Linked DNA regions of Homo sapiens: region 2 is linked to region 1. A link is a loop called in an ENCODE intact Hi-C map of the cell type or tissue named here. Cell type or tissue: Calu3. All regions are shown on one strand. Each heading gives the region's core, and the rest is flanking DNA. Links, peaks and the distances in the headings are about the cores only.

Region 1 (5,384 bases), core at 306-5,305:
CAACATAAATCATTTTCATCCTGCCAAAGGCTTCAGCTAGCAATGGGACCAGGAGACCTCAGCTCTCAGCTTCCAAATGTCCGCTTTCTCTCTCCATTCACAAAACCCTCACCACCCCTCTTCCTCACTTCATCATGCAACATTTCCCAAGTGTTTCAAGGTCACAGAAAAATAAACACTGTTTACTTAATTTGGAACACCATGAAATTTTTCTTTAAAAAAAAAGCAAAGCAATTTATTCAAATATTAAAGCTAGGAAGAACATAATATCTGAATTTAATAAAAGAAACTATATAACACCAGTGTATAATACTTTAAACGAAAGTGTCAAACAAAAGAGAAAGTACTGGCCTCTTCTTCCATATGTCCTCCCTTTAAAAAAATTTTTTTTAGTTTTTTTAGGGACAGGGCCTTGCTACATTGCCCTGGCCAATCTCAATCTCCTGGCCTCAAGTGATCCTCCCCATTATCCTCTCAAAGTGCTGGGATTACAGGCATGAGCCACCATGCCTGGCCTATTTCCTCCCTTTCCTTCTTCATCCATGCAACAAACATTCACTGACTGTTATGTGCCAAGCTGCTAGGCCCTTGATGTAAAACGGAGTAGGGCACAATTGTTTCCCACAATCTAGAGGAGACACTGGCATGTAATACACAGTTACTCTACAGTGTGAGAGTGCAAGGAGAGATAGATCCAGAGTCTAGCGGGGCCACAGAGAAGAAACATTCAAATCAGTCTGAGGGATCACAAAAGTCTTCCTAGAGAAAACAACATCTGAAGGATGAAGGAGATTTTAAGGACAAGAGGGGTTTGCCAGGCAAAAAAAAAACAAAAAAAAAGCAACAGTTTCCACACACAGCTAGAATGGTGTACACAAAAGTAGAGCAATGGATCAGCCTCAGAGAACCCTGGGTCATTCACTATTACTGGAGGAATGAGGAGATGAAGCAGAAGAGAACACCAGAGTCAGATCAGGAAGTGTCTTGTGTGCAAAGCCGGATTTGTACTTAAAAGCTATGCAAACTATTGAAGGCTGTAAGCAAACAATACCATAATCCAGCTTGCATTTAGAAAAATGATTCTGTCCTACTGTGAGTGATGGATAGTAGGGAAGTGAGACTGGAGGCAAAAGACCATCTAGAAAAATGTTGGAGGAAACTTGGTGAGAAGTGATGAAGGCCTGATGGACCACGGCACTGGCCGTAGGAAATATGGTTGAGGGTCTTTTACCTTTGGATGGAACCATGTATTTTGGATGAAACTTCCCAACAAAAAAATACATTGTGGCAACCAGCATTACCTTTGGTTTCCTTTGCATTTCTTTTATATTTGCTTTCCATAAGTAGCTGGTTTGGGAAAAAGGCATCTTTAGCGATCATTGTGGTCAGGAGCCCTACATTTTTGTCCTATCTCAATCATTTATCAGTTGTGTATCTTCAGGTGAGTCACTCATTCTCTCTGAGACTCAGTATTTTAATTTATAAATTTGATCATAAATTTTACCTCTTAGCTTTGCATAATGATTAAATAGAGGAATGTATATTATTACATATTATTATAATGTAATATATATTACATATTATAATGTAATATTTATTACATATTATTATGTAATATATTACTACATATTATAATGTAATATATTATTACATATTATTATTATTTAATATATTATTGTTTAGCCAAACATGTTGCAAAAATGAAGTAAAACACCACATACTGTATAATATTAGGAATATTTTGGATGCAAATGACAGAAAATTCCACCAGCCCTGGCTCAAATTAGATAAAGGAATATCTTGGAAAGTCTGTGAGCAGATTTGGCTTCAGACACAGCTTGACCCAGGCTCAGATAATATGTCCGGGATCTAAATCTTGACTCAGCTCTTCGGGTAATGGCCCCATTCTCAGACTCACAATGTAGGCTCCTCATCGCCCCAGCAGCTTCAGATACACATCACACTACACAGCACTGTCTCTTCCAGTAGGTTCTTCCACAAGCCTGGGACCACCACTCTCTGTCTCTTTCACTGGCCTGAACTGGAACATGTGGTCATTCCTATGACCAGAAAATAAAATTCATATATTGCCTTTGCCTATGTAAAGTGCTCGGCCCCTGGGACATATGAAAGTATAAGACTGAGAATGAGGGAGTGGCAGTTCTCCCAAAGCAAAAGTAGGGTACTGTTGTCAAATGCTAAGGGAAGATACCTTGGATGCAAAGCAGTCTACAAGTGTCCCTTATGCACACTCTCACAGTCAGGCTGCCACTCAAAGCCTCTTGCTGCTAATCAGCTGGATGGGGATTCACTGACCTTGCTGTTGTTGCCATCGTTTTGAGATGAGCTGGCCCTTCTTTCCACTTATGTCATAATAGTAAAATGGTTATTCATTGTCAAGCTTTGAAGTATTCTTCTGAATGCTCTCTTAGCACCTATGAGCTATTCAAGGATCACTAGGATTCTGCAGGACTCATTTAAGAAGCACTTCTAGAGGTAAGATGGGGCAGAGGGCAAGTGAGAGCTTCTAGCAACAAAGAGAGGGCCTAATGGGCAGGAATCAGATAAAAGAATCTGACAGTAATCAATAGTAATTGTATTTATAAGAGGCATCCTCTTCCTCCCTGGAAAGTACCTGCTAACCCCTAGGGACTTACCCATCTCTATAAGCTTTAAATCATTTCACCAATCTTTTACATCCAGCCACCTTGAGTAGACCCCAGGAGTCAGTTACCACTTTGTACTCCATCAGAACGTGTCCAAGGGCAGGGAAACACACAAACCCAAAAACTATGTGGCCATCAGAAACACAGAGGCAGCCATCGAAAACACAGAAGATGGTGCCTGTCAGTTCTTTGCAAGAGTAGAGAGGGGGTGAAGCTTGTCCTGCCCTGGAGGTGGCGACACTCACACACAGCAGGGGCCCTTAAAGGCTAGATCTCAGTATCAGTTTCCTTTAACTTTATTCTTGGATATGTTTATAGTTTACTCCTCTATTGCAAAGCAAGCTCCTTAGGGGTAGAGGCCATGTCTTTTTCATCCCTGACCCCAAAACTTACCACTATCCCTGGCCCAAATAGGCATGTCATGAATGTGTCCAGAATCAATGAATTCACTTTGCTAGGCACTGGCAAATACAAAGATCTAAAAAACGGCTTTGTACTTATAGGTCTTACAGCCTTGTAGGGTAGAAAATGAGAACACAGCTGATGAAATAGCTAAATTGAGGGCTGATTTGAAAGCACTAAATCACATCCATTACCTTATTTGACTCTCAGGACACCCCCATGATGTTGGCACAGCAGATTTGTTAGCTTCATTTTACAGACGTGAGATCAGTTACTTGGGATGCAAAGGACAGAAATACTCCACCAAAGTCTCATAGCTTAGTGACAGCCTGGACTTGGTCACTTGACTCTCAGATCTGGGTTCTTCCCATAACATTTTTGCAGCATTGCAGAAGATTCAAAGCAGGGATGTTCGGCTATCAACATCAAAAATAGTGAAACGAACCGAGCTGCTAAACTTAATTTTTTTTTTTTTTTTTTTTTTTGAGACGGACTCTCGCTCTGTCGCCCAGGCTGGAGTGCAGTGGTGCGATCTCGGCTGACTGCAAGCTCTGCCTCCCCAGTTCATGCCATCCTCCTGCCTCAGCCTCCCGAGTAGCTGGGACTACAGGCACCCGCCACCATGCCCGGCTAATTTTTTGTATTTTTAGTGGAGACAGGGTTTCACCGTGTTAGCCAAGATGGTCTTGATCTCCTGACCTCGTGATCCGCCTGCCTTGGCCTCCCAAAGTGCTGGGATTACAGGCGTGAGCCACCGCGCCCGGCCTAAACTTAATATTTTTCTAAAGATCAGCCTTGTATTATTGAAAGTGCTTTCTTAGCCATTCTCTCCTCTGATCACCACATCAAATTTGTGTAGCTCTTTTATAGATAAAAGAATAGAGACAGGATTGAAGTGTCTAGAGTCTAGACTAATTTGCAAAACTCGTCAGCAACTAAGTTAAAACTAGAATCTAAGACCTGAAGTACCACTCCCACTTTGCCTCCTCTTTGGCCTTAAAAAATGAGAGTTGGCAGGGCACAGTGGCTCAAGCGTGTAATCCCAGCACTTTGGGAGGCCAAGGCGAGCAGATCACCTGAGGTCAAGAGTTCGAGACCAGCCTGACCGACATGGTAAAACCCCCGTCTCTACTAAAAAGACAAAAACTGGCCGGGCGTGGTGGCGGGCGCCTGTAGTCCCAGCTACTCAGGAGGCTGAGGCAGGAGAATGGCGTGAACCTGGGAGGCGGAGGTTGCAGTGAGCCAAGATTGCGCCACTGTACTCTAGCCTGAGCGACAGAGCAAGACTCCATCTAAAAAATAAAAATAAAAAAAAGAGAGAGAGAGGAAGAGAGACTCATAGAATTCTTAAATCATAGCAATGGAGGAAACCCTCCCATTCCTTACAGAATCCCCTTGTCCAGCTTCTTGCACACCTCCAGAGAGAACACATTATTTACCACATCGGAATGTAGGCCATCCATTCTTGGGAATCCCTATCATCGGTCTTTTCATCAGAAACAAATCAAACTGGCTTCCTGTCATTTCCACTCATTTCCCTGCATTGGTTCAATTTCATTCAGTTTAAGTTTATTAGGTACCTGCCATGTACCCCCACAGATAGGTATTATTATGCCCATTTTGGAAACTGGGCCTTTGAGAGCTTACAAAATTTACCTAAGGTCACAGCTGGGAAGAGGCAAGCCCAGGTCTTCTGTTTTCAAATACTATACTATCTGTGGCTTGCACTTAAGAGTCGCAAAAATGAAAATGCAACCCTTCCTCCAGATAGAGCAAATAAGACCAGTTTTGCAGACACGGCTCCCTGTATGCCACTATCCTGTTTTACAAGTCAGTAAATGTTCAGGAGCTCCCAATACAATGTATGAGGTTAATTAATAATATGTAAAAGTTTATAGTTTATACAGCATAATCTCATAAACATTTATTAGTATGCTAATAGAGAGTAATGGCCATGTAAGCATAAAATCAGACAGGGGGCTGATGTGACACAGCAAAAGAGCTGTCAGAAAATCCATAATACTCTTTTTAACCAGCAAGAGTATTACAGGCATGATCTCCCTACAGACTTTTTCCTGGTTGCACTTCTGGATGACCATGAGATGGTTGAAAAGATGTTGGACTTGGAATCCGGAAATCTGGGTTCTCATCCTGGCTCTGCCCTTAAAGAAAGAAAAAAGGTTAGGGGGTGGGGTATTGACATTTATTGAACCCTGCTCTGTTCCAGTGCTCTGCTAGGCACTTTTCCAGTGATCTCTCCATTTGTTCTACCTGGATGGACTTAGGCAATCACCTGGCACATAATGCATATTCAAA
Region 2 (5,384 bases), core at 208-5,207, 260 kb after region 1:
AATATGCAAAAAAGAAATGTAATGCATTGGGAAAGTATAAAGCAAGTCCACAAAGATTAAACAGAACAGAACAGTGATTCTGGATTTTTCTAATAGTTTTTCCCTTAATTTACTTCTACGTTTGTAGAAGTAAATATTGAGTAGGTTATATCTGAATAATAAAGCATGGCATTGGGTAGCCCTTCAGTTTTATAGGCATTCCACAACCACTAATTATGAATAATCCAAGTTTACAAATATTCCTCTGAGTGATTGGGCTAGACTCATTTTAACTAAAAGGGAAAATTAAGCCATATATATTATATATGTACATATTTATGTAAAGCATAGTATAGCAATATTACATAAAAGTTTTATTGCCATGAGTTTGAGATGACATGTTATAAGTGGTAAAGCCACAAGTGAATTATGCAGGTCATCTCAACTAAATGCCAAAAATGTTTTTACTGTACCACATCATCCAGTATTCTGCCTATGCTACAAATTTAAAGAGAACCAATTTTAGAAATTTCCAGAGTTGTAAAAGTTTTTATTGGCACTATATTTCAAACTTGCTGGCCTGTAAATATTAGTTCCATTAATTGTGGCAAAAATTAATGCACAGAGATTTTTTTAAAAAACACTTGTGACAGGAGTTTTTTTTAAAAAACATCTTCCTTTCCAGTTTAGTTTAGTTTTTCCTGCTCTAAGTATAAACACTTTCTACTTTCTTCCCTTTTTATGTAAGTTTTTTTCTTTTTTGAAACCCATCTCAAGCTCCATCTCCAAGAAACTCTCTGTGGGTACTTACGTCACCCCAAGTTTATTTTTCTGAACTCTTGCTTTTTCACTCATTGCTCATAAATTCATTTGGCAAGAATTTTTCGTTGGGTTTTAACCACTCTTTTAGTTCTGGTTTGTTCTATTTTTTTCTCAGAATTGTAATTGAGTGTATATTGTCTTTGCTAAATAAATTCTAAGCTCCTAGAGTGTGTATTTAGTGCCTTTATATTGTCTCTGGACTCTGGAGCACTGCTTTTTAAAAAAATGTTCTTTCTTTTTTCCCCCTCCCTCCTTGCCTTTCACAGACATTGATTCAGTACCTACTATATTCTTGTCTAAGCTATGCATTGGATTTTGTAGATGAAAGGCAGCCTAGAAAAAATCTTATACAGAAATTATTCTCAAACTATTGTGTGCACAAAAATCACTTGGAAAGAATTGTTAAGCAAGTATTTTCCCAAGCCTTAAATGCAGAGATTCTGAACTAGAGGCCAAAGATCATGCTACTGAATACCAGGTGATTCAGATGCAGGGAGCCCACAGACCATACTGAGAAACTCAGTTCATAGGTGACGGGAGAAAGTTCCGTAAGTTGACCGTCACGATGCTAAGCTATTTAAAAAGGCCTGTGGTAGCAACATGCTGCAGGTATTTGAGGAGCCCAGTGAAGGGGAACCTACTGAAACTGGGGAAGTCAGAAGAGTCTCGTCATAGTTGGTGCTTACTACTTGTGCTGTGAATAGAAGAATGAATATTTGAATTTATAATTGGAGGAGGTGGTTGAAATCCTGGGGCCTTATGACCTTGAACAAATTCCTTAATTTCTCTGAGCCCGAGTTCCTTTATCTGTAAAATTGGGATGATAGTAACCACCTCAAAGAGGATTTGTGAGATGAAATTAATAGACATAAGTAAAAAACCTAGCACAGTGCCGACGCAGAGGTGCTCAATCAATAATTACACTTTCCCTTCTGTGCCAGCAGCCTCCTGGAGATAGCTGTGGTCTCTCCTTGGGAGGGTGTTTGGCCATGGGTCAGTGTATCCACAAAGCTACAAAATTGGTTTCCATTACATTAGTTTCAATAGTTGCTTGGCATAATTTATGATTTTCTACTGAGAATCTATAGGTAGATCTACAGAGAGCTGTGAAGAGATCCTTGACCTCTTAACTGTTTCTTGTTTTAAATCATCTGGTCAGAAGGGGAAGTGAGAGAATGGCTCTCCTTTCCACACAAAGACCTAATGTAGAAAGTGGCTCCTGGCTGGGCGCGGTGGCTCACACTTGTAATCCCAGCACTTTGGGAGGCCGAGGCGGGCGGATCACCTGAGGTCGGGAGTTTGCGACCAGCCTGACCCACATGGAGAAACCCCATCTCTACTAAAAATACAAAATTAGCCTGGAGTGTTGGCACATGCCTGTAATCCCAGCTACTCAGGAGGCTGAGGCAGGAGAATCGCTTGAACCCGGGAGGCGGAGGTTGCGGTGAACCGAGATCGTGCCATTGCGCCCCAGCCTGGGCAACAAGAGTGAAACGCCATCTCAAAAAAAAAAAAAAAAAAAAAAGTGGCTCCTGAGACCACAGACCCAGCTTTGTGGTTTTGAATGCTTGATGCTGATAATCCTTGCGTTATGCGGGTATACGTCTGCCTCCTCTGTTCCGATTGCCAACTCTTCTGTGAGCTCTGAAAGTTTGTTCTCTTGTTTCTACCCACCTACCATATTACTTTGCCCTTACTAATCCCTTCATAAATACTAGCATATAAAAGAAAGTAGTCCCTCAGAGAGGCCCCTAATGGTTAGCTCTAGTCCCAGCAAGAGATGCAGTATTTAACTACTTTAGGCAAAAAAAAGGTTGTGCTTTTCGTGTTACCATAAAACTGTCAATATTCCCTCCTTTCTAGCTGTGCTGCTTTAATGGTCTGAGAGCGGATGACTTACAAGTTACTCAAGAAGACTGAGTATGTATTTTGACTGCCTGCACTTCCTGAATAGGCTTTTTAAATTAAAAATACAGTTTATGTTGTTTTACTTTTTTTGTTGTTGTTTTTAAGTGGCTACATCTGCATTGTTTCCTAAAAACACAATAGCTGCGATTGGCCATACCAGTTGGCATCTGTCTGTGGTTCCCCTGGCTTCTTATTTTAGTTCCTCCCTCTTCCTGGTAGGTCCTGTCTTGATCCTAGTCAAGCCTTTATACCCCTTTTAAGACTTTTTTCTTAAGAAAGAAGCTATTCCCACAAAAATAAGTTGCCACTTGCAGTGAAAGGCATAATGGACAGGAGGACCAGTGTTTGTTGAGTGAATAAAGGAATGAAACTACTACATCACAGGCAATTTTTAAAAATGAACAAAGGGGCTGGGCGCGGTGGCTCATGCCTATGATCCCAGCACTTTGGGAGGCCGAGGCGTGTGGATCATGAGGTCAGGAGATCGAGACCATCCTGTCTAACACGGTGAAACCCCGTCTCTACTAAAAATACAAAAAAATTAGCCAGGTGTGGTGGGTGGTGCCTGTAGTCCCAGCTACTCGGGAGGCTGAGGCAGGAGAATGGCGTGAACCCGGGAGGCGGAGGTTGCAGTGAGCCGAGATGGCGCCACTGCACTCCAGCCTGGGCAACAGAGCGAGACTCCATCTCAAAATAAATAAATAAATAAATAAATAAATAAATAAATAAATAAAAATAAAAAATAAAAAAAAATGAACAAAGGTTGGGTTTGGTGGCCCATGCCTGTAATCCCAACACTTTGGAAGGCTGAAGTGGGAGAATCACTTGAGCCCAGGAGTTTGAGACCAGCCTGGGCAACATAGTGAGACCCCATCTCTTTAAAAAAAAAAAAAAGCTGGGTGTGGTGATGCACACCTGTGGTCCTAGCTACTTGGGAGGCTGAGGTGGGAGGATCGCTTGAACCTGGGAAGTTGAAGCTGCAGTGAGCTGTGATAGTGCCACTGCACTCCATCCTGGGTGACAGAGTAAGATCCTGTCTCAAAAAAAAAAAAAAGAAAAAGAAAAAGAAAGAGACAAAAGGTTTTTCAGCTTCATTTGTAAGAAAAAAGACTGAGTTGGCTCCCCCACTCAACTGAAGATTGTCTTGCTATTATAGAGACACATAGTTGTTTTAGGTTAGTGCCTGACAATGTGGATGACAGATCAGTGGGGAATGATATGTTATTTACATGGTTCTGAACTTCACTTCCCTCCTCTTATCCCTACTTTGGGGCTGATCTTATGTTCTACTGCTGATTCAGAACACGTTAAAAACAGCCTGAAATGGGCAATTCATCTGCATCCAATTCAAGGTATACTTATTGTTTTGGAGAAAAGTCCATCTTAAAAAAAAAAAAAAGGTGGAAAGAGAGGGCAGAGAGAAGCCAATTTCTCTAGGTCAGTATCAACATGGGAACAGCCATCCTATTTAGAGCTGACAAACCCAGTAGCCATCTGAGAGAGTTCTTTAGCTAAATAGGTGTGAAGCAGGGGCTGTATCTTGAGGGTACTTGTAGTTAGGGTCCCCAAACATATGGCACAAGCTATCTTTGAACAAAATAACAGACGGCAGTGTTTGCTCTGTGCTTTTAAGGCAGGTGTTTTATATAATTTTTACGTTATTTATTTGATATGATTTCTCACCAATGTACTTCATCACATCTAAACCCCAAATCATGACCCTTACCTACAAAAATACTACACAGAGAAAGAGAAAATGCCGAAGTTGTAGGGCTAACAAACACCTTCCAAGCCACACTTTGGCCTAATAGTATTACTTGGATATGTTTTTAACAGGTACTAAACAGGATTTTTTTTTTTTCAAGAAAGGACTTCTTTCTTGTTTGTGATCATTTTGTTATTTTTGCAACTTCTTTCTTTTCCTTATTGTCTAAAATGGCTCAGTGTATTCATCAGTGGTATTAACGTGTGAAGGACATAACCAAGGACTTAGTCCATAGGCAGATATGGTCCATTTCTCTAATCATTTCCTGCCCAAAGAGCTATGGCAATCACTCTTTTGCTTGTCACCAGTGAGAATATCTTAAGAAAATTAAATTTTCTAAGAAGAAAACAGAACAACCTCTTTGAAGCCATAGCCAATGACTCTTTCATACTTTTATTCCAGAGGCTGAGGTGTTTCATAATTGTTGAATGAATTAATTAATACATATCTAGAACCCTTCTTCTCAAGTCCAGTCTAATATAAGCTCCTGAAGGGTGGGGACTTTTTGTCTCTTGTTCACTGCTCTATTCCTAGCACCTTGATCACTGCATGGCACATAGGAGATGTGCCTCACCTCTCCACCACCATGTTGAATGAATAAATGATCAAAGCATTTCTTAACCCTAAAATAGTTGGTGATATAGTTATCTCTCATTTGCATTATTGAGAACATCAAACTTACATAGCCATGTCGCAAGTCAAAGCACTCTCCCAACTCAGAAAAATATGCACTTATTATTATTTTAATTTTGTATTTCCATAGGTTATTGGGGAATAGGTGGTGTTTGGTTACATGAGTAAGTTCTTTAGTGGTGATTTGTAATTCTGTTAAACAGAAGGTAATATGAGAAGCTCATCTTTGTTGGATGACATTAGCAACAGAAGAATTAGTTTGACAATTGACTGATAA

The links. Peaks named below come from ENCODE experiments on the same cell type or tissue, not always from the same donor. Only the 100,000 strongest peaks of a DNase experiment are listed, where the experiment ranks them.
Region 2: a loop joins it to region 1, with 2.2 times the contacts of the local background. A loop is called at or near these places in 3 of 110 quality-filtered maps.

What each region holds. Positions count from the first base shown.
Region 1 is chr1:60,976,255-60,981,638 of GRCh38, forward strand. No RefSeq gene overlaps it. Among named protein-coding and RNA genes, the nearest start is that of NFIA-AS2, 8.2 kb to the left of the region's middle. In Calu3, for the core only: a CTCF peak has its summit at 2,871 (motif pointing right); a DNase peak (open chromatin) is centred at 2,897.
Region 2 is chr1:61,232,064-61,237,447 of GRCh38, forward strand. The region is part of intron 2 of NFIA (nuclear factor I A); the gene reads left to right. Among named protein-coding and RNA genes, the nearest start is that of NFIA-AS1, 19 kb to the right of the region's middle. RefSeq lists a silencer at 1,814-2,108. In Calu3, for the core only: no CTCF peak of the experiment used is centred there; no DNase peak of the experiment used is centred there.